Regions from separate parts of the Homo sapiens genome. Here region 2 is linked to region 1. A link is a loop called in an ENCODE intact Hi-C map of the cell type or tissue named here. Cell type or tissue: MCF 10A. All regions are shown on one strand. Links, peaks and the distances in the headings refer to the core of each region. The heading gives the core; the rest is flanking DNA. Region 1 overlaps PTPRO (protein tyrosine phosphatase receptor type O). Region 2 overlaps GUCY2C (guanylate cyclase 2C).

Evidence for each region. A loop is a pair of places that touch in the nucleus more often than their neighbours do. Peaks named below come from ENCODE experiments on the same cell type or tissue, not always from the same donor. Only the 100,000 strongest peaks of a DNase experiment are listed, where the experiment ranks them.
Region 2: it touches region 1 in a loop (8-fold over the local background); 4 of 110 quality-filtered maps call a loop at or near these places.

What each region holds. Positions count from the first base shown.
Region 1 is chr12:15,517,320-15,529,045 of GRCh38, reverse strand. PTPRO (protein tyrosine phosphatase receptor type O) reads right to left here. Exons shown (of 27, transcript NM_030667.3): 10 at 8,734-8,845; 11 at 4,081-4,232; 12 at 2,784-2,904. Among named protein-coding and RNA genes, the nearest start is that of PTPRO, 200 kb to the right of the region's middle. RefSeq lists enhancers at 2,691-2,760, 2,289-3,488. In MCF 10A, for the core only: a CTCF peak has its summit at 6,266 (motif pointing right); DNase peaks (open chromatin) are centred at 2,835 and 6,295.
Region 2 is chr12:14,622,756-14,634,481 of GRCh38, reverse strand. It overlaps GUCY2C (guanylate cyclase 2C), which reads left to right. Exons shown (of 27, transcript NM_004963.4): 20 at 5,745-5,836; 21 at 8,567-8,725. Among named protein-coding and RNA genes, the nearest start is that of GUCY2C-AS1, 37 kb to the left of the region's middle. In MCF 10A, for the core only: a CTCF peak has its summit at 4,196 (motif pointing left); a DNase peak (open chromatin) is centred at 4,201.

The DNA of each region.
Region 1 (11,726 bases), core at 1,800-9,799:
CGCATGTGTCTTTTTCTCTCAGATTGAAGAACTCTCTTGCATTTCTTGTATGACAGGTCTGGTAGTGGTGAATTCTTTCATCTTTTGTTTTTCTGAGAAATACTTTATCTTTCCTTCATATTTGAAGGACAATTTTGCTGGATACATTATTCTTGGATGGCAGTTTTTTTTCTTTGAGCACTGTAAAAATGTTCTTCCTCATGGCCTGTACAGTTTGTTGCCAGGTGAATTGCAGCTTGTTTACCTGTTATTTGCTCCTTTTCTCTTGATGCTTTCAGGATCTTCTCTTTGTCCTTGACCTTTGAGAGTCTGAGTATTATACGCTTTGGGGTGATTTTATTTGAGTGGTATCTGTTTGGTATTCTCAGACCCTCATGAACCTGGCTATTTGTACCTGTCTCAAGTTTTGGAATGTTTTCTATTATTATTTCTTTCAGTAAACTTCCTTATTCAGCTCCCCCTTGAATACTAATAATTCTTATGTTTGATCTTTTAAGGTTTTTTTAATACCTTTTTTTTTTTTGACAGATTCTTGCTCTGTCACCCAGGCTGGTGTGCAGTGGTGCGATCTCGGCTCACTGCAAGCTCCACCTCCTGAGTTCACATCATTCTCCTGCCTCAGCCTCCCGAGTAGCTGGGACTACAGGCACCCGCCACCATGCTGGCTAATTTTTTTTTTTTTTTTGTATTTTTATTAGAGACAGGGTTTCACCATGTTAGCCAGGATGGTCTTGATCTCCTGACCTCGTGATCTGCCCGCCTTGGCCTCCCAAAGTGCTGGGATTACAGGTGTGAGCCACCGTGCCCAGCCTTTTTTTTTTAATATCTTATAGTCAGACTTCACTTACTTTCAGTCTTATTTTTCTTTTTTCTCCTCCAATGGTGTATTTTCAGATAGGCTTTTAGCTCCCTGAATCATTCCACTCCTTTGTCCATTCTGCTGTGATGTGTTTTTCAGTTCAGCAAACGTATTTTCCAGTACCAAGAATTTGTTTGATTTAAAAATTTCTCTGATAAATTTCTGAATTGCTTTTCTGTGTTTTCCTGGACATCACTGATTTTCCTTAAACTGTATTTTGAATTCTTGTTCAGAGAGCTCACAGATCACCATCTTGTTAGGGTCAGTCATTGGATTTTTGCTTTGTCCTTTTCCTGGGTAGCGTGGGCGGGTCACAGTTCCCTGTTTGATGTTGTTTCTTATGGGCATAGAACTATGTCTTTGCATTAAATAATTAACTATTTAGTCCACTTTCCTTTGTCTGCCTTGCCTTGTTTTGTCTTTTATTGGCTATGTTTGCCTAGCAAATATTTACCACTAGATCACTGCCTACATTTCAGCTCTAGGTGGCACCTTAAGTCCAGATTTGCCTTGGCTCTGCCTGTCCTGAAAAAGAAAGGTCTTAAAGGAATTATCCTGGCAGTGTGTCAAAGTTAGCTGGGGGGCTCATGCCCAAGGGACCTGTGAAATGTACCTCCTACAGTATGGTGCTGCTGAACAGCCACTCTGATTTGGTGTCTCCTTTGGCCAAGTTACAGAGCAGAGTTGCTGGGACTGGGAATGGTAGTTCCATCTCATCTCTTTGTTTCTGCCTATCCTCAAGCTATTTCTCCCTTCAGGCAGTCACGATGCTTCCTGTGGGTTAAGGCAAGGACAGATTTCCTGCCAGGGAGCCCAAGATAGTGGGGAAACTAGTTGACTACCTCAACCTCACTTTTTCCAGTGTAGAAACATGAGTTGGCAGAAGATTTTCTGCACACTTGTTGCCAGGCAGAATCGCGGGGGAGGCGTCACGAATGTGGAAGCCTGATTCTCCTACCATCTGCCCAGAGTATTTTCACTTCTCTATGGCTCTGGAATCGGTCGCATCCTCGTATTTGAGTTCTGGGTTGTTGCTGGTGAAAATCTCAGAGTGTATATTTGCTTTTGGTTTTCTGTTGGGTAGAGGGGAGTGAAGCCAGCTTGCTTCTATGCTGCCATTTATAAACTTTTGGTGTGTTGTCCCTACTTTAATTAAAATTATTTCCATCTTTCTCTCATTATATGAAAATATATCTCATCTTTTAGTACTTATTTTAACTCTAGTTTTTATTCTAGTATCTACCTGTATCTATGCTTGTTTAGTTATTTGTTATCAATTTATATTAACTTGTTCATTTCTTTGCTTATTTTTATACTTCTTATATGAAGGACTAATGATCTTTTTATTTCTTATAAACCCCAACTTATTCATTTTAATTATATCTAGGCATCAGGTAATTTCATTATGTCTTTTAGAGTAGTTGTGTCTGACCATATATTTAGGAAATCCATATTATTTTATTATAAATTAGTTTCTTTTTGTCTTGATTTTATTCTGGAGTTGGGAAACTATATAAAATTTAAAAAATCAATATGTAGATTTTTAAATCCATTACTATTTAAGATATTAAAGAGAGCATTACATAATATTAATATGAAAATAGAATGTTGTCTTATAGGGTTGTGAACACTGCATTAGATAATCTCTAATGTGCTTCCATCTCCAAAATCCTATGACTACCTGGTTTCTTTAACCTTACAAAGAACAGCGAACACCACTGTTTCCCAGAACAGTATACAACCCACTCACAGAAACTTGTACCAAGTTGAACATACCCTTTTGCTAGTACAAATGTCTATTTTCTACTCATAAAAAATTAGCCATTTTTCTGTTATTATTTCATTGAATTGAGGAGCTCTTGCTGAATCGAATGATGCAAACATTAGTGATTATTTCACACCCATCTCTGTGCACTCTTCTTACCTAGCTTGACAAGGCGGAGCATGGAGGTATTACTTCCTCTTTCAGTACAAGCAGTTACTGAGAGGTTATAGATGTCGCCTGGAGGCAAGCTGAGAATTGCAGTCATGACATTGCGTGTTACCTGCAAGATCATCAAAATCAAGGGTTTAAACTTTTAGTGAATGAATCAGTGCACCACCCCAAACAACTAAAGGACTATAGCAGACACATTCCCTCTCTGTTCTATGCAGCAGTCTGCAATTGATTATATTATAGATACGTTATATCTTCTGAAAATTTTATAAATTCCTCAGCTGGGCCCAATGTGAGGTAGCCTTAATAATGCATTATATACATCAGAAAAATTTTGCAATGAATTCCCTTATTTGGAATGGGTCTCATTCTGACATTTTCTCACATATTGATAACAGGTTTTAGAAAAGACAATTACTGAGTTGCTACTGATATGTACATTCTAAGACGTTCAAAAGAAACCTACCCATATCTGTAGACGTGTGGCTTCCTACCTAACAGCCATTGTTATTTCCCATCCTCTCCTACAGCTAGAGGGGATGATGTGACCCAGCTCTGATCAGTGGATTGTAAGTAGAAGTCACATGGACAAATGACAGTTCAGTTCACATCCTGTAAGTGCTGGGCTTCCACATCATCCCTTTTCTTTTCCCCTTCCTGCAGGCTGGAACATGCATGTAATGGTGATAAAGCTTCCTCTCTAGAGACAAGGACTATGCATAGTGGCAGATGGAACAACAAAACAGAATTTGCCTCCCTGGGTGACCCCTTAAAGCAGAAGTGCCTGGTTAGTCCTGTGCTATCATGGGAGAGGTATAAACTTCTATTTTGTTTGAGCCACTCTCTTTTTGTTTGTTTCTTTATTACAGTAGTTTAGTCTGTCCCCTTATCAATAAACATCCAAAAGCGTATTTTGGAGAAAAGAAATCAGTAGTCCCAAGGTCCCCAAATCTTTAGGTGTCGGTGATATATGGGAAAAAATGGGAAACACGTTAATTGTAGTTTTCTTGAAAATGTTTGGCATCCTGAAGAAAAAGCTCAAATCATAATTCTAAATATAAATGAAATCAATAGTTGGAGCTCTTACATCTCACTGTTAAAGATTAAACGGTAAGCTCTATGAAAGGAAGAATTCAATTTTTGTTCACTGTCTTATCTCCAGAGCCTAAAACAGACAACTGGTATGCAAACATTTGACGTGTCAATAAATGATTGCTTAGTGGTTTTCAATAGTTCATAAAACTAAATTTACAGACACACAATGCTGGCATTCAAAGAAACATACACTCTTTTTAATTTTCTTTTTTCCTTCTGCAACCACCATCCAGTGAAGCATTCTAGAATGGGACAAGTCCGTTGTATCATCCCCATATGTCCAACTGATATATAACAGACTGTTGAAATATTCCACAGAAGTGATTTCCGGAGCCACTGGGGCTACAAGGGAGAAACGAGGCACAATTTAGTATAATAGATGGATAAATAAAGTACTTACCAGCAGAGCATGAAATCCCATATAGAGTCAACTTAGCGAATTAGAATTCACAGCACACGATAGTCCCGGTAACTTCAGGACCTCTCAATAACAGTGAAGGATGGTGATACAGGATGGGCACTTGTTTAATGGGATCCCACATCTTGTATATCTAAGATACAAGACCCCCAGACCCATCTGTACCTGAGGATATCAAAGTCTTTTGGATAAATGTCACCATTACAAAATTCCTAAAAAGTTCACTTGTTTGGGTATATTTTTGTTACATCAACCAATTAATATTAATAGGTATCAGTGGAGTTATTAGCCAAGTAGGATTAAAAAACTTAGAGTCCTGCAAACTAAGTCTCTTTCATTTACTTGCAGCAAAGGTGTTTATGGGAATAAAGAACAGTAGGATACAAGGGTAGGAAGATAGAAGATCATAGTACTACAAGCAGGATAGAAGACAAATGTTATTTGCATAAAATAACAAGACATTATTTTTGACAGTGTCTAGCCCAGTGCTTTGCAGAAAACAGGCTCTTAATAAATGTTGCTGAGTGAGTAGTGAGAGAGAGAAAGAAGGGAAGAACAAGTTTTTTTTTTTTTTTTTTTTAGCCACGAAGCTAAATTCTAACACTGAGCTTGCTACTTTATCATCTTATGCATTTAAATTTTTAAAAATTTAAGCAGGGAATGCCTGTAATCCCTGCATTTCGGGAAGCTGAGGTGGGTGGATCGCTTGAGTCCAGTTCAAGACCAGCCTGTGCAACATAGCAAAACCCCATCTCTACAAAAAAATTAGAAGATTCAGCTGGGCATGGTGGCACACCCTGTTGTCCCACCTACTAGGGAGGCTGAGGTGGGAGGACTATTTGAGCCCAGGAGATCCAGGCTGCAGTGAGGCATGAGCCTGCCACTGCATTCCAGCCTGGGTGACAGAGTGAGACCCTGCCTCAAAAAAAAAAATTACTTTTATTTTATTTTATTTTTACTTTTGAGGCAGGATCTCAATCTGTCACGCAAGCTGGAGTGCAGTGGCGCAATCTCAGCTTACTGCAGCCTCGACCTCCCAGGCTCAATCATCCCTCCTGCCTCAGTCTACCAAGTAGCTAGGACTACAGGTACAGGCCTTCATATCCAGCTAATTTTTATATTTTTTGTAGAGACAGGGTCTTTCTATATTGCCTAGACTTGTCTTGAACTCCTGGGCTCAAGCAATCCACCCATCGTGGCTTCCCAAAGTGCTGGGATTTCAGGCGTGAGCTTCCACGCCCAGCCAAAAAACGTAAATAAATAAAATAAAAAATTTGCCAACGAGGGAAGAGAATTCATCACAAGCTTTATACTATATAGGCTCTGAAAACATTTTAATTACCTTTTTAAAGTAACTGCTAACTCTGATTATTTTAAAAAACAAATACACAATTGAATTTAAATTCCAGGTGTATGTTGGTTTGAAGACAGTCGGTGTTCCATTCTGAGATACAGCACAATGTCAACTAAAATCTATGGAAATTTTCTATAAAGAATCATTTCCCCTAATGTGATGCTAATACTTACAACAAACATTCATAACTAGCTATGCTTTCAAAATTATTCACTGAAGAATTTGTAATATATGAAGTAAAAATGCATTTGTTTCATGTGAAATACGAGTAGCACTTATATAGTATGCTTAGCAATAAAATCTTGAAAGATCATCAATGCATCTAACAAGTAACACAAATCTACATCATATTTCAGAATATTCTACTAAAGGAAAATAACCTTGGCTTCCTTATAGCCTCCTAATATATTCCAACATATTTCGTCATATACAAGAACCTATGCATATATTTCTTCAAAGGGTATTTTCTCATGTCCTAATTTTAGTGAGGAAAAGAAACATCTTTAAAATTGCAAACCCAGAAGTATATATCTTTCCTCTCACATGTCAGATTTTTATTTCCATGTTGTTGCTTTAAAACCTAGCATATTGCTGGAAGGCCACAAGATGTCACTATTTGTTTATTAATACTTTGGCCCCTCCGCATAATTACTATGATTGAGGGCTAGCCAACTGAATTGCCTAACAAAGATGGTAGACTTGAGTTCCTAATAAATCACACCTAATTCAAATATTTTGTTCCTATTTTCTTTTACACCACACAATTTGGAAAATTCAAAGCATAGGAAAGTTAAGCATGAGATTCTTATTTGCTTTAAATAAGAAGGTAAAAAAAATCACACACACACGCGTTTTTACTTTATATATTACAAATTCTTCAGTGAATGATTATTTTTGAAAGCATACCTAGTTATGAATGTTTGTTATAAGTATTAGCATCACATGAGAACTGTCGGGGGGTGGGGGCAAGGGGAGGGAGAGCATTAGGACAAATACCTAATGTATGCGGGGCTTAAAACCTAGATGACAGGTTGATAGGTGCAGCAAACCACCATGGCACATGTATACCTATGTAACAAACTGCATGTTCTGTACATGTATCCCAGAACTTAAAGTAAAAGTAAAAAAAAAAAAAAGAAGGTTAAAATAAAACCTACTAGAATTTTCAATATGTTTAGAAAATAAGTATAAAAAAGACAATAATCTATTATAATAGTGACTTACATTACATGATTTAATTCTCACACATACTGTGAGGTATTTATTATTATGTATTTATTATTATTATACCCATTTTATAGATGTGAAAATTGAGACCATCTCTGTCAATATGCTGAGACAATACCTGTAGACTGCTGGTTCAGCATCACTTATTTATTTGACCCAGGAAAAGATAGAAAATCATCAACATCAATACATTGGTGACAACAGACTGCTTACCAGGTAAGTAGCTTGTCTATTAACCATAGTTTATTGATCCACACTTGCTATGTCCATTTAAACTGTTATAAACTATGCCCAATCCTAGTCAGTTTTCCATCTTGAAAGGCATACCTTAAACCACTTGAGCCAGGAAGCCAAATCCTATTAATATTTCATTTCTTTTGTTCCCCCTTAAAAGACAGTGCAAAGACTGTCAGGGTGGTGTTCAATATATTAAGTTTTGCTCTACTAATCAGTTGTCTCTAAGTAGGCTTTAGTGCCTATTTAGCTGACATTTTAGGGGGTTCTACCGGTGAGAAAATAGAAGCCCAGAATCGTTAAGATAATTCAAAGTTTGACAGCTGGAATTGAGCAGTCCCAGGTTGAGATGTTACATCTGAGCTTTTTCCAGACAACTGTCCTGGTGAGAAGGAAAGAGCATTCTCAGAAAGTTTACATCAATATAGTTAAATTATAAGAATTATTGATACAGTGAAGTTTACTTATAATTAAATATGTGATTATCATTATAGGCAAAAGACTAACAGCGCTTGCCAAGTAACTGCTATTTTCTCCTTTTTGGGTATTCTTTCAGTTTTCTGCTCTAATATTACTATTAACATCTGGAACAAAAAGTGCTCTGGATATTGGCTAGTAAAGAAAAGAGACATGCTTATGTAAGTTAATTGTGTAAGAATTCACAGATGATTGATTTCTTTCCACTTTTTTTTTTTCTCATACATTTCAACAGAGTAAACTAGATGTCTACTGAGGAAACTATTTGCCAAAATTATTCCTCTAAGCGGTATTTTTCTCCTCTGTTTTCTCAGGACAACTCTAATTACAACCTTGTCGTTCGATAAAAGGTTCTTGAAACGTCTTAGTTCAAACCACAAGGGTTAGTGTTTCTTTGATGAATTTCCCCTTTTCATTGCTATCTCTGACTACTGATGATGCAACTACATAATTTAAGGTTTCCGAGGATCTAAGACTAATTGTTTTTTAAGTGCTTAAACTTTGTGTCGTGTATTTTGCAAAGTAGCTTATATAATAATGAAGTTGTAATAAATAATAACAGATAACTGATACTATTATCATCCCCATTTTCCACATTAAAAAAAACATATTTAGAAAAGTTAACGTGCTCAAGGTTATATGTGGTATGCGGAGGGTCTATTCAAATCCAGATCTACCTGTCTCTAAACCCTATTTTTTAATTTCCACAAGGGACCCTACTACAGTCAGCCTATGACTTTAAAAATGGCTTAATTAATAAGAAAATGGAGGCACTCTAACAAATATAATCATCATATGGGTAAAATCAATCGACTGTGCAGTGTGAAGCTGATGGCTGTGCCTGCCATATTTCTATTCTAATCAATCCCAGCCGGAGAGTACATTAATCAAGGTCAGTGCCTCAGAATAAAAATAAGTCAACGGTGGTAACACAAAATAAAAATGGTATTTTGATTTCTAAAGATTATCAACTAAACAAAATAATGAATGATCAGAATCAATATTATCTCCCATGAAATTGATGCTCACCCAGTGCTGGGTGAATGACTGGCACTTTCTAGAGATTTGGAACCTTGGTAACTCCTCACAATAATGCTCTCTCCTTGTGGAACTGTTCCCCACACATGCCTCACCTGTTATGAAGCTGATGGTAGAGCTGTCACAGCAGCTCAATTCTGGATCTCCCCACGTCACCATGGTAACCCGGAAGTTGTAGTACCATGCTGGCAGCAGATTAGCTATTCTCTGAATGAGAAAAGCAAGCAAGGAGACAAAAGACTGTGGGAGAAAGTACTATTTTTGGAGTAGACTTACTTTCATAAAAAATTAATAAGTAATTTTAATTTTCCTTTATATTGTCTTTTTGTGTTTCCTAAATTTACTATAATAAAATATTCTTTCTAGAATGAAATGAGACATAAAGTAAAATACAAAAATATAAATTTTTAAAAGTGATTTAAAGATATAGAGCCAAAGATTTCCAATATTTGTTTGATTTTGCAATTTCCTAATATTACACATGCGAAACAGTCCTTATTTATAAGTGACTGTACATACATTTCTCCCTATTTCTAAGACAAGTAACCTCTCACAACTCAGTGTTTTTTCAGTGTAAACCACGAACAGGAGTCCTTCAGAGTCTTCAACTGGGTAGAGGGTAATTGTGTACTTTGTGAATAGCCCATGGGTAACCCACACTTTTCAAAATTATCTCAATTTCAGAAAGAGCAATTTTTACCTGTTTTCTTAAAAAACATCCTCTAAAAGCCTGACATTAGAGGTATTTAATTGATCTGTAGATGCCATGAAAAGTCATCATTAAAATTAGGCAGTGTCAACTAACTATGGAATGCCAAAGGGAAATCTCTTTGTGTTCCTCCCCAGGATCCAGGAGAAGCAGTAAGCACTTGATTGCTCTATTCTGTGCTTAGGAAAAAATGTTGATTAACAAATACATTCAATTAGAGTTGACAGCTAGCTTCACACAATTATCTCTTTCTCTCCCTCTCAAAACAAAAGAGAATCCCAAAACCTAAAAGCAAAAACAATGAAAAAAACTTGAAAATAGCCATACCTATGTGATATGGTTTGGCTGTGTCCCCACCCAAATCTCATCTTGAATTCCCACGTGTTGTGGGAGGGGCCCAGTGGGAGATAACTGAATCATGGGGGCAGGTCTTTCCCGTGCTGTTCTGATGATAGTGAGTAAATCTCATGAAATCTGATGGCTATTGTAAGGGGGAGTTTTCCTGCACAAGCTCTCTTGCTTGGTGCCATCCATGTAAGACATGGCTTGCTCCTCTTTGCCTCCCGCCATGATTGTGGGGCTTCCCCAGCCACGTGGAACTGTAAGCCCAATTAAACCTCCTTCTTTTGTAAATTGCCCAGTCTTGGGTATGTCTTTGTCAGCAGCATGGAAACGAATGAATACAGTAAATTGGTACCGAGAGTGGAGTGCTGCTGAGAAGATACCCAGAACTGTGGAAGCAATTTGGAACTGGGTAACAGGCAGAGGCTGGAACAGTTTGGAGGGCTCAGAAGACAGTAAAATGTGGGAAAGTTTGGAATTCCCTAGAGACTTGTTGAATGGCTTTGACCAAAATGCTGATAATGATATGGACAATGAAATCTAGGCTGAGGTGGTCTCAGATGGGGATGAAGAACTTGTCGGGAACTGGAGCAAAGGTGATTCTTGTTACGTTTTAGCAAAGACACTGGCAGCATTTTGTGCCTCCCTTAGGGATTTTGGAACTTTGAACTTAAGAGAGATGATTTAGGGTATCTGGCAGAAGAAATTTCTAAGCAGCAAAGCATTCAAGAGGTGACTTGGTGCTGTTAAAGGCATTCAGTTTTAAAAGGGAAACAGAGCATAAAAGTTTGGAAAATTTGCAGCTTGACAATGTGATAGAAAAGAAAATCCCATTTTCTGAGGAGAAATTCAAGTTGGCTGCAGAAATTTGAATAAGTAATGAGGAGTTGAATGTTAATCCCCAAGACAATGGGGAAAATGTCTCCAGGTCAAGTCAGAGATCTTCATGGAAGCCCCTCCCATCACAGGCCTGGAGGCCTGGGAGGAAAATGTGGTTTTGTGGCCCAGGCCCAGGGTCCCTGTGCTGTGTACAGCCTAGAGACTTGGTGCCCTGCATCCCAGCTGCTGCAGCTGTGGGTGAAAGGGGCCAACGTAGAGATCAGGTGGTGGCTTCAGAGGGTGCAAGCCCCAAGGCTTGGTGGCTTCAGAGGGTGCAAGCCCCAAGGCTTGGCAGCTTCCACGTGGTGTTGAGACTGTGGGTGCACAGGAGTCAAGAACTGAGGTTTGGGAACCTCCACCTAGATTTCAGAAAATGTATGGAAACACTTGGATGCCCAGGCAAAAGTTTGCTGCAGCAGGGCAGGGACCTCATGCCCTCTGCTAGGCAATGTAAAAGGAAATGTGGGGCTGGAGACTGCACACAGAGTCCCTACTGGGGTACTGCCTAGTGGAGCTGTGAGAAGAGGGTCACCATCCTCCAGACCCCAGAATGGTAGATCCACTGACAGCTTGCACTGTGCACCTGGAAAAGCTGCAGACACTCAATGCCAGCCTGTGAATGCAGCCAGGAGGGGGGATATATGCTGCAAAGCCATAGGAGTGGAACTGCCTAAGACCATGGGAACCCACCTCTTGCATCAGCATGACCTGGATGTGAGACACGGAGTCAAAGGATATCATTTTGGAGCTTTGAGATTTGACTGTCCCAGTGGATTTTGGAGTTGCATGGGGCCTGTAGCCTCTTTGTTTTGGTCAATGTTTCCCATTTGGAACAGCTGTGTCAATGCCTGTACCCCGAGTGTATCTAGGAAGTAACTAACTTGCTTTTGATTTTACAGACTCATAGGCAGAAGGGACTTGCCTTGTCTCAGATGAAACTTTTGACTGTGCACTTTCGAGTTAATTAGTTAAGACTTTTCGGGACTGTTGGGAAGGCATGATTGGTTTTGAAATGTGAGGACATGAGATTTGGGAGGGGCAAGGGGCAGAATAATATGGTTTGGTTGTGTTCTCACCCAAATCTCATCTTGAATTCCCAAGTGTTGTGCGAGGGACCCTGTGGGAAGTAACTGAATCCTGGGGGCAGGTCTCTCCCAT
Region 2 (11,726 bases), core at 1,192-9,191, 890 kb after region 1:
TCCCTCTTTGTGTGATTGCTTTACTAGTGGGTTTCATACTTTCATGTGTTTTCATGGTGGTAGATGACATCCTTTCACTTCCAGGCGTAGGACGCCCTGAAGCATTTCTTGTAGGGGAGGTCTAGGGGTGATGAATTTCCCTAGCATTCACTTGCCTGGGACAGCCTTTATTTCTTCTTCATTTATGAAAGATAAGTTTGCTGGATATAGTATCCTTAACTGGAATTTGGTTTTTCTTTCAGCACTTTGACTACCTCATCCCTTTTCTCCTGGCCTGTAATGTTTCTGCTGAGAAATTCACTGTTAATCTGATGGGGGTTTCCTTATAAGTAACCAGATGCTTTTTTCTTGCTATTTTTAGAATTTTCTCTTTAACTTTTGACAATTTGACTATAATGTGCCACGGAGAAGATCTTTTTTAATTATATGTATTTGGGGATCTCTGAGTTTCCTGTATCTGAATGTCTAAATCTCTTGCTATTATTTTGTTAAATGGGTTTTGTATTCCTTTTGTTTTCTCTTCGCCTTTTGGGACACCAAAAATTTTAAGTATTTAGCCACTTTATGGTGTCTATATCATGTAGGCTTTGCTCATTCATTTTTGTTCTTTTTTCTTTATTTTTGTCTTATTGGATTATTTCAAAAGACCTGTCTTCAAGTTCTGAAATTCTTCTGCTTGATCTAGCATATTGTTGAAGCTTTCCAATATATCTTGTGTTTTATTGAATGACTTCTTCAGTTCCAGAGTTTGTTTTATTCTTTTTTATGGTATCTATTTCTTTGGTAAATTTCTCATTCATATCCTGAATTTTTTTTATTTCTTTGTATTATTTTTCTGTATTCTCCCATATCTCACTGAGCTCCTTTAATATTATTTTTAATTATTTTTCCAGAATTTTATTAATTTCCTTTTCATTGGAAATTGTTGCTGCAGAACTACTGTGTTTCTTTGGAGGTATCATATTTCCTTGCTTTTTCATGCTTCTTGTGTCTTTATGTTGATATCTGTGCATCTGGTGTAACAATTACTTCTTCCAAATTTTAACATTTGCTTTCATAGGGGAGGACTTTTTTCCTGAAGATGTATCTATAGTATTGGTTGGGTGAGGCACTTTGGCTTTGATTCTGGGTGCATGCAGTAGTGTAGTCTCTACATAATTTACTCATCTGTGAGTGGGTCTGTTATTTCCCTAATGGGTTAGGATGTCATTGTTAGTGGAGGCAGTAGTGACGTTTTGTTGAAGACTGGAATGCCAGGTGGGCTGGTCCTCAGGGCCCCTTGGAGGCACTGGTGCCAGCATAAGCTGTCCTTGGGCCCCAGGACAGCTTATCTGGTACCAGCGTTAGTGGGTCTAGGCAGATCAATTCTTTGGCCTCCAAGTAACTTCCTCAGGTGCCAGCAGTAGCAGCAGTGGCCTAGGCTGGTGGGTGGATTCCCGGGTTCCTGGGCAGCAGGCATGGCATGAGTAGTGGAAGTAGCCATGATAGGACAAGCTTCTGGTTCCCAAGCAGTCTGCACTGGTGTTGGTAGTGGCTGTGACAGGCTGGGCAGGCCAGTCTGCAGGTCCACAAGTGGTATATGCTGGTGGGTACCAGCTGTGGTGGTAGCAGCAGGTTATGTGGCCCCCAGAAGATGTACTCAGGTGCCAACAGTGGTGGACTGGGCTAGGAGATCTCTAGGGCCCCTACACGGTAGGCTGAAGCACTGGGAGGGTGCAAGTGAGCCAGGTGGACCTGTCCTGAGACCTGTCTTCAGTCCCCACCCTGTGGTGTGTACAGGCACTGGCTTCAGTAGGCAGGGGTCATTCTCAATTTTTATAAGCTCAATGAACAAGGTGTCCATGCGGTATACTTACTAGACTTATAAATACCATCTAATGATTTAAAAGGAAATATGCCAACATCTAAAAAGAATAGAGAAATGTACTTCCACTCATTTTATCCTTCCTCTGAAGGAAATGGAGCAAAAGCTCTTTACATTTGCTTTTGTAATTGTCCCTCAAAAAGGCCTTGAAGCCCTGTGAAAAATTTCTAATTATTTTTCCTTTTAGCATTTTACCTGAGCCTTAATAATCCAAGAAGATAGTGAGTAAAGTATTTTAAGATATTTATGATCTTTACCTAAAACCATAAAAACCCTAGAAGAAAACCTAGGCATTACCATTCAGGACATAGGCATGGGCAAGGACTTCATGTCTAAAACACCAAAAGCAACGGCAACAAAAGCCAAAATTGACAAATGGGATCTAATTAAACTAAAGAGCTTCTGCACAGCAAAAGAAACTACCATCAGAGTGAACAGGCAACCTACAAAATGGGAGAAAATTTTCGCAACCTACTCATCTGAGAAAGGGCTAATATCCAGAATCTACAATGACCTCAAACAAATTTACAAGAAAAAAACAACCCTGTCAAAAAGTGGGTGAAGGACATAAACAGACACTTCTCAAAAGAAGACATTTATGCAGCCAAAAAACACATGAAAAAATGCTCACCATCACTGGCCATCAGAGAAATGCAAATCAAAACCACAATGAGATACCATCTCACACCAGTTAGAATGGCAATCATTAAAAAGTCAGGAAACAACAGGTGCTGGAGAGGATGTGAAGAAATAGGAACACTTTTACACTGTTGGTGGGACTGTAAACTAGTTCAACCATTGTGGAAGTCAGTGTGGCAATTCCTCAGGGATCTAGAACTAGAAATACCATTTGACCCAGCCATCCCATTACTGGGTATATACCCAAAGGACTATAAATCATGCTGCTATAAAGACACATGCACACGTATGTTTATTGCGGCACTATTCACAATAGCAAAGACTTGGAACCAACCCAAATGTCCAACAATGATAGACTGGATTAAGAAAATGTGGCACATATACACCATGGAATACTATGCAGCCATAAAAAATGATGAGCTCGTGTCCTTTGTAGGGACATGGATGAAATTGGAAATCATCATTCTCAGTAAACTATTGCAAGGACAAAAAACCAAACACCGCATGTTCTCATTCATAGGTGGAATTGAACAATGAGAACACATGGACACAGGAAGGGGAACATCACACTCTGGGGACTGTTATGGGGTAGGGGGAGGGGGGAGGGATAGCATTAGGAGATATACCTAATGCTAAATGACGAGTTAATTGGTGCAGCACACCAGCATGGCACATGTATACATATGTAACTAACCTGCACATTGTGCACATGTACCCTAAAACTTAAAGTATAATAAAAATAAAAAAAATTTTAAAAAAGACATTTATAATCTTTAAACAAAAACATCTTTTGTTCCTTGTGGGATAAAAATAGAAACATTTTCCTTCCATTTACAAAGACACTGCCAGATGAGTTTTATGGCCAGACTCTGCAGGGCATGAGTGGGTCATTTTTACCTCTCCCCTTCCCTTTCTTTTTCAATAGTAATAGTATGTTGAAATACAGCTTTCCGAAGTACAGCTGCTCCTAGCCCTGCCTTCTCCTCATTCCTTTCTTTCGTCCTGCTTTTCCGAATTCCAGGATTCCTCCACACAATCAGCATATCCTTTCTCAAGCCCTTTTTTTCTAATCTGAGTATATCCAAATATTAAAACCTTATTCACTAAAACAGCATCATCTTTAATTCATTTGTGTAGTTGGACAGTTCTGGAATTAGAAATGAGGAATAAAATTTCATGTCAAGTAACTGATTCCAACAGAATACAGAGTCGAAACTAGATCACTCAGCAATGCCCCAGAAACACCCAGTAGAGTCGTCTCTCCATCCATAGGGAATTGGTCCCAGGAACCCCTGTGGATACCAAAATCCACAGCGGCTCAAGGATCTGATATAAAATGGCATATCATGTGCATATAACCTGCATACATTATCCTATGTACTTTAAATTATCTCTAGATTGCTTATAATCCCTAACATGATGTAAATACTATGTAAATATTTGTGGTACTGTATTGTTTAGGGAATAATGACAAGAAAAAAAAGGTCGGTACATGTTCAACACAGACAAAACCATCCTGTTTTTTCCAAACATTTTCCATTCCCATTTGGTTGAATCCACGAATGCAGAACCCATGGAGACAGAGGGCTGACAGTATTTCACTCTGTGGCACAGGATCGGCCCAGTTTGCTGTTTCTGCCTATTCTGCTCTAAGGTAGTCAGCAGATGACTTACCAAGGCAGGAGCATCATCTAGTGGTGAATATTGGCACCACAGGCTATACCGCGGCTCTAGTTCCTTCCCAGGGAATTGTTCAGACAAAGTACAGGGACAGGGATTGCATCTAGTATCACTTATGATCTTGTTTTTAGCCGGAGTGAAAAACAAAGTTTATTTAAAACAAATGGTTTTCACCACACATTTTGATTTAAAAAAAAAAAAGCTGCAAACAGGTGGTAGCAGATGAGCAGTTGGGCTTCCTCCTGTCTCCCTACCTCTTCCTCCATACCTCCCTTTTTTCCATGTCACTTCTCTACTGCAGCTGTGCATTATAATCACCAAAGAGCTTAAAAATCTACCACTGCCCTTTGCCCATACAATATTTGCGACATACTTATACTAAGGAATTACTTATTGTTTATCTGAAATCCAAGTTTAACTTGATGTCCTTTATTTTTCTTGCTAAATCTGGGAACCCTACTAAGACCACTTCAAAATATATTAAATCAGAATGACTTAGGGTGGTGCCTGGGCATAAGAAATTGTGCAGATGCTCCCCAGGTGATACTATTGTTTGCTATAAGTTAGAACCATGGACAGTACGGCTTTTATTCCATTTGGAGCCATTTGCCTCATATTCACTGAGCCTTTGTTCCCCCACCAAACTGAGGGTTGGGCTGATATTTCTCGTGGCCCAATAACAAGATGCAGATGAACTGAGGAGGAAGAGAGTTTTTATTTCTGTAACCAGTTACAGGGAGAAGGCCTGAAAATTACATTTTTTTTCAGAGCTTATATACCTTCGAAGCTATATGTCTACATGTAAGTATGCATTCATTTAAAGACATACGTGATTAACTTCTTTTAATCTACAACTAAGGTCTGAGTCCTGAAGACCTTCTCCTGGAGCCTCAGTAAGTTTACTTAATCGAAGTGAGTCCAGGTGCTGGAGTGATTACCCTTATCTTGTCTCCTGCTAAATTACAGAGGTTTAGGGAGTTCCTTCAGACCCCCAATAAACTTCTTTGTGGAGGCCTGGGGAGTTTCTTCAGACCCCCAATAAAAGTTGTTTAATCCTAAATGGGTCCGGTTAAGAAGAATTCCTTCGTTATTTTGTCATGTTTTAAGGCCCAGGAAAGGCCTAGGCAAAACTCTTGGTGGGCTTTTGTTACATTCCAGCCTTTGTATAAGGGCACTGGCTTTTAATATTTAACTTAACCACTCAGTCAGTACTAAAACGGTTGTTATGGAGGCCTGCCACACCTTCACTATTTTTTTCTCTCTCCAACGTAAAACTTGCAAGCTCTTGTAAATTCACTTAGTCTCCCGTATCAACCCGGCCTCATCTAAATTGGTATCACATATTTCATTAATTTCACCCAAGGGAATAACTGGATAAGATAATGCAGGTGGTCATGCCTGAGACAGAAACCAGAGAGCTGGGGATCTCTTGTCCGCACTGAGTTGAAGATATTTTTAAACTATTCCTTGCCTTAATCACTCCCATCAATGAGAATAAGAATTCTCTCTTGATTTAGTTTACTATCCCCTTAGCTAATTTGCCCGTTTTTTTTTCTTCCAGGTGTACCTACTTGTAAAAAACTGTTGGGAGGAAGATCCAGAAAAGAGACCAGATTTCAAAAAAATTGAGACTACACTTGCCAAGATATTTGGGTATTGCTGAAATGTTTACTTTTATTCACTAATTGCAGGGTTTTAAAAAAATTATAGTTGACATTCAGTGGCACCTTAGAATGAGAATGTCTATTCCAGTGAAAAATCCCAGGTGGCAACCAACAACTGCCTCATAACATTAAAATGATATGGAGACTATTAGACCGTTTTCCCAGGGAAATAATCACTTGAAAAGTTACATACTCAAGGTCAAAACTTTTCTGATTAAAAAACAAACTTTAGCTGATTATAAATTTGTCTGTTAAAAATAGAGCTTCTGGGTCCTTCTGTGGGTAATTAGGATTTAGAAGTGTAGCGTGAGTCCTGAGAATCTGTAAAGCTCCTAGACAATTATTAACATCAGCATGTTCTTAGGATCTTAAAGTCTTAAAATCTCCAGCTTTGGCCCTAGGTACTTAAGACATGTCATGAATCAGAGCATAATTCAAGTTGGGGGAGAAAAGTACACAATTATCTGGTTGAGATTAATTTCTAGATACCCCATGTTTTCAGTTAATACACTGCAGAATGAGAAAAATAACACTGAATTAAGAGTTAGGAAATCCAATTTCTAGACTAAGATCTGATAAGAGTTTGCTGTGGGGCATTGGGCAAAACACTTACCCTCACTGGGTATCAATTTTCTTGTTAGAAAAATTGGATTGAACAAGATGATTCTTATGATTTTTTCCAGGTCTTTCTGTAGTTCTCATTAGGTCAAAAGACTCAGATACTTAATGAGACTAAAAGTCTAGAGCTGGAGGAGATGAGGTGGAGTGAAGTTAATGAACGTGTGGTCATTAATTAGTAGAACTAAGCTGTCAGTTGTGGGAATGGAGCAGGAAATAATAATTAATTCTAGCCCTTTTTTTTTCTCCTCGCTGTCCTGTCCGGATGAGACTTTATATGTGACTGATAAAATGTATGCTCATGAAGAAACTGGGTCCTTGATACTCAGCCTTTAATGTGTGTGATGGTTCTCAAACTTGGCTGCAGCTTGGAATCACCTGAGGAACTTTAAAAATACTGATACTGGGGTTTTACCCTAGAGAGGCTGATGTAATTGGTCTGGGGTACATACAGGTGTCAGGATTTTTAATAGCTCCCAGGTGATTAAAATATGCAGTCAAAGGTGAGCAACTGTTTTAATTGAATCAATTCATCCTAGAGTAAGATTATCCAACTTCATCTCTTACACCTGCTCCCACATCCATTCTACCCAACTAGACTCTGTACTGGCAGTTTCAAGTAAAAATTCCCTGGGGAACTTGTTAAACAATTCTGTTTCTTCATTCCAAGCCTAGCAATTTTCAGTCACATAGGTCTCGGGTAGGGCACAAAAATGTACTGGATTTTTAACAAACATCTCTCCCCATCCCAGGGGATGATGATGCAGGCCATCTTCTCCTGAGACCAGAAGTGATTGTTATTCTTGTAATAGTAAAATGACTGTGATTTATTCAGCACCTTCAATTGTGCCTTAGATGTTATGAACATTATCTCTGATCCTCACAATGCTAGGAGAACTCAATGTGTCTCCTCCCTGACCTCTGCACCAAGGCTTGTCATACCTCCCAGTGTCACACAAAGCTGTCATCTCACTAAGTCTCCTTGATCTGACAAAATAATCCAGAGTTAGGACCCTGGCTCTCTGTAATGAGGAGATAATTTAAGGCTCAGCTTGGCTTTTCTCAGTCCTTCTCCTTTCATTTATCACTTTCTTGACCAGCTTTTAAAAGATTTTCCTTCATTGCAAATTGTTTCTTTTGTATTTTAGAAAATACAAATAAGAAAGCAAGAAAGTAAAACGTCACCTGTTTCCCAATAGGTGACCACCAGTCTTCAAAAAATAAAATTGAGATTATAATTTTTGCTATTTTATAAACTGACTTTTTCGCTTAATAATACAGAGGGAGTGTCTTTCTGAGTATTCAACTATACTAATTTGTATTTTATGATACAAATTAGAATGTTAATGTTCCATTGTCCCATCATATTTTAACCACACTTTTGTTATACATTTAGATTATTTTCAAATGTTTGCTGTTGTAAAGAATACTGTGACTTTTTCTGTTGTTAACTCTAAACACATTCATGATTGTTTCCTTAGGATAATTCTCAGAAGTAGAGTTATAAGCTGATTGGTATATGCATTCTTAAAGCTTGTGACATATTTTTACCAAATTGCTCTTCAGGAAGGTTTTGTACTATATGTATTTCCTCCTTCTCCTACGTTGATTACCATCATTTTAACATTTGTTTTCCCTTTTTTAATCTTATTCTTGTCCTGAGGTTAAGTTGGGCTTTTTGTTTGTTTGTTTGTTTAAGACAGAGTCTCACTCTGTCACCCAGGCTGGAGTGCAGTGGCATGATCTCGACTCACTGCAACCTCCACCTCCCAGTCAAGCAATTCTCCTGCCTCGGCCTCTGGAGTAGTGCCACCATGCCCGGCTAATTTCTGTATTTCTAGTAGAGAAAGGGTTTCACCATGTTGGTCAGGCTGGTCTCAAACTCCTGACCTCAAGTGATCCTCCCGCCTCGGACTCCCAAAGTTCTGGGATTACAGGCATGAGCCACTGTGCCCGGATGAGGTTGAGTTTTTTTGTTATGTTTGTTGGCTTTTATTTTTCTTTGTTTAATTATCTGTTCATCATATTTGTCCATTGTTTTATTGGATGTTCATGTTTTCTTAATAATATATAAGAGCTCTTTATCTATTACTACCTACAGACTTTTTCATGACCAAAAAAATGAAAGCTATATGGATACCTTGATCCGACGTCTACAGCTATATTCTCGAAACCTGGAACATCTGGTAGAGGAAAGGACACAGCTGTACAAGGCAGAGAGGGACAGGGCTGACAGACTTAACTTTATGTTGCTTCCAAGGTAAGGCAAGCCTTGCTGATGTGGAGGCTGAAATCCCTCTAGCATTGCTTTTCATTGTATCTATATAGGATTTGTTTCCTTTTATATATTCTTCAGTAGATTATTGGTTTTAAAATGCACGTACTGCCAGGCACGGAGGCTCACGCCTGTAATCCTAGCACTTTGAGAGGCTGAGGCAGGTGGATCATGAGGTCAGGAGATCAAGACCATCCTGGCTAACATGGTGAAACCCCACCTCTACTAAAAATAATAATAAAAAAAATTAGCCAGGTGTGGTGGCGCGCACCTTTAGTCCCAGCTACTCGGGAGGCTGAGGCAGGAGAATGGAGTGAACCCAAGATGCGGAGGTTGCAGTGAGCCAAGATCGCGCCACTGCACTCCAGCCTGGGTGACAGAGCAAGACTCCGTCTCAAAAAAAAAAAAAAAAAATGCATGTACTTTGCTAAGCCTTGTTCCAGTTTGTACTCTACTAAGTAATGTTCTGAAGGTCACCCAGTGAATGGCAGAGCTGGGATTCTACCCAAGAAGCCCGAGCTGGAGCCCCTGATCTCCTTTAGTAACTCTGACCTCAAAATCTCAAACCTCTGAAAGTCAAATCACCTGCAAGAAAACTAGGAGGCGGATCACAGCTTGGGGGAAAGGAGTTGGAACACATTTGGCAAGTGGTGTCTTGCAACCTTGTGATAGAAGGGCAGAACCCATGAGCCCTCAGAGTGCCTGGGAACAGTAGGGAACCCTTCATATTCACTTCAAGGATGATAATTTCTATCACAGCTCCATAAATATTAGGTACATAATGCATAACTCCTTGCCTGATCTTTAATGCTGAGTTGTGACAAAAACAATATCCTGGTTATCTGGCTGCCTTCCCAGGGTTTCATTGGCGGTGGTTTTAACCATTAATGTCACTCAAGTGGTTTGAATCAGCTGGCTCACCATTTCAGCTTTTTTCCTAGCCTTAGTTCAATATGCCACTTGGACTACTAGTTGGTAGATGTTTTTATTGGATTTCCAAAGGTTATATCACACAAGTCTCTTGAAGAGCTACAATACACCATGGCTTCAGCACAACTCACTTTGGTTATTTATGTAAAAATTTTATGCGCAAGATAAAACTAAAACATGCATGAGCAATAACTAGAAGAATCAAAAAGAAATATGTGTAGCAAAGGGCAAATAAACTTAAGATTGCATGTAGGAACCAGATATCACTTAGACATTTATTTGAATAGTACCCCTTGGGGTAAATACATTAAAATAGAAGTTTCTTCTTTTTTATTTTTATTTTATTTAATTAATTAATTTATTTATTTTTGAGATGGAGTTTCACTCTTGTTGCCCAGGCTGGAGTGCAACGACATGAGCTCAGCTCACTGCAACCTCTGCCTCCTGGGTTCAAGCAATTCTCCTGCCTCAGCCTCCCAAGTAGCTGGGATTACAGGCGCCTGCCACCACACCCAGCTAATTTTTGCATTTTTAGTAGAGAGGGGGTTTCACCATGTTGGCCAGACTGGTCTCGAACTCCTGACCTCAGGTGATTCACCCACCTCGGCCTCCCAAAGTGCTGGGATTACAGGTGTGAGCCACTGTGCCTGGCCAGAAGTTTTTTCTTCTGGGAAGACTTTCTAAGAGATCTACTCTGTATACTAATTTTATCTATGTCAGCAACAACCTGTTATCAAAGCTCATCATGTTAACTCCCAGCCCTTCCTTCGTTTATTTACAACATGAGTTTCTCTCTCTGGATAACACACTATTTTCCAAGTGTAATAGTCCATTCTCACCCTATTATAAAGAACTACCCGAGACTAGGTAATTTATGAGGAAAGGAGGTTTAAATAACTCACAGTTCCACAGGGTGTTCAAGAAGCATGGCTGGGGAGGCCTCAGGAAATGTACAACCATGGTGGAAGAGTGAAGGGGAAGCAAGCACCTTCTTCGCATGGCAGGAAGAGAGAGAGAGAGCAAAGGGGGAGGTGCCACACACGTTCAAACAACTAGATCTCATGAGAACTCACTAACACAGGAACAGCAATGGGGAAATCTGCACCCATGATCCCATCACCTCCCACCAGGTCCCTCCCTTAACATTGGGGATTACAATTCAGCATGAGATTTGGGTGGGGACACGGAGCCAAACCATATCACCAAACTCATGTGACTTTTCAGATATAAGCAGTACAATGAATTGCAAATATGGCAGAATATCCAATTTTGTCATTGCATCTATGCAGCCTCCAAAATACTATGCACTTTATACAGGGCATGTCAAGAACAACCACTCCAGTCGTGTACCTAGGAATCCAAGCCACACCAAAGGAATGTTTTTCAAAGGTTCCAAGTTTTGTCATTGCACCAATTAAAAAGGTTTCTCCGGATACTCTGGAGGTTCTCCAAATGAGTGTTAGAAATCTTTGTGGTTGATTGGTTGTTTTCTTTCCGGGAGAGCCCACCTCCTTTGTTGCAGTCAGCATACCTCCAAATCTTCCCCATCTTCCTGAATATCCAAGGCCTGGGTTGTGCAGGGAGTGTAATGCAAAAAAAGACTGATGGGTGGGACTGAAGGCTTCCTGAATTCTAGCCCTGGCTCTGTCCCTAATCGGCTGTGGGAACTTAGGGAAGTCATACTTTTTTAGACCTCAACTTTCTCATCTGTAAAAATAAAGATTTCTTTTCAATGACTTCCGTGGAACCTCCCAGCTTCCAGTTTCTGATTCTAGTGGTTCCATACTGAGGGCCACTACAAAGTGATGCCAAGGACAGACAGGGACCATCCCACTTCATGTCAGCCCTCACTTCCTTTTCTCAATGAAGAGGTAACTTGGCACACCAAGTATGGAGTCCCTTCTTCTGGTTCTCTTCCTTCAATCTTGAATCTGATATGCTGCTCCTCATTCAGCAAAGATATTCTAAAAGTTGCTTTAATTTGACTTCTACAGTTTTAGCATGATTTAATTTATTTACATGATTGATTCTGCTTTACAAAGGACCCAAATCTGGT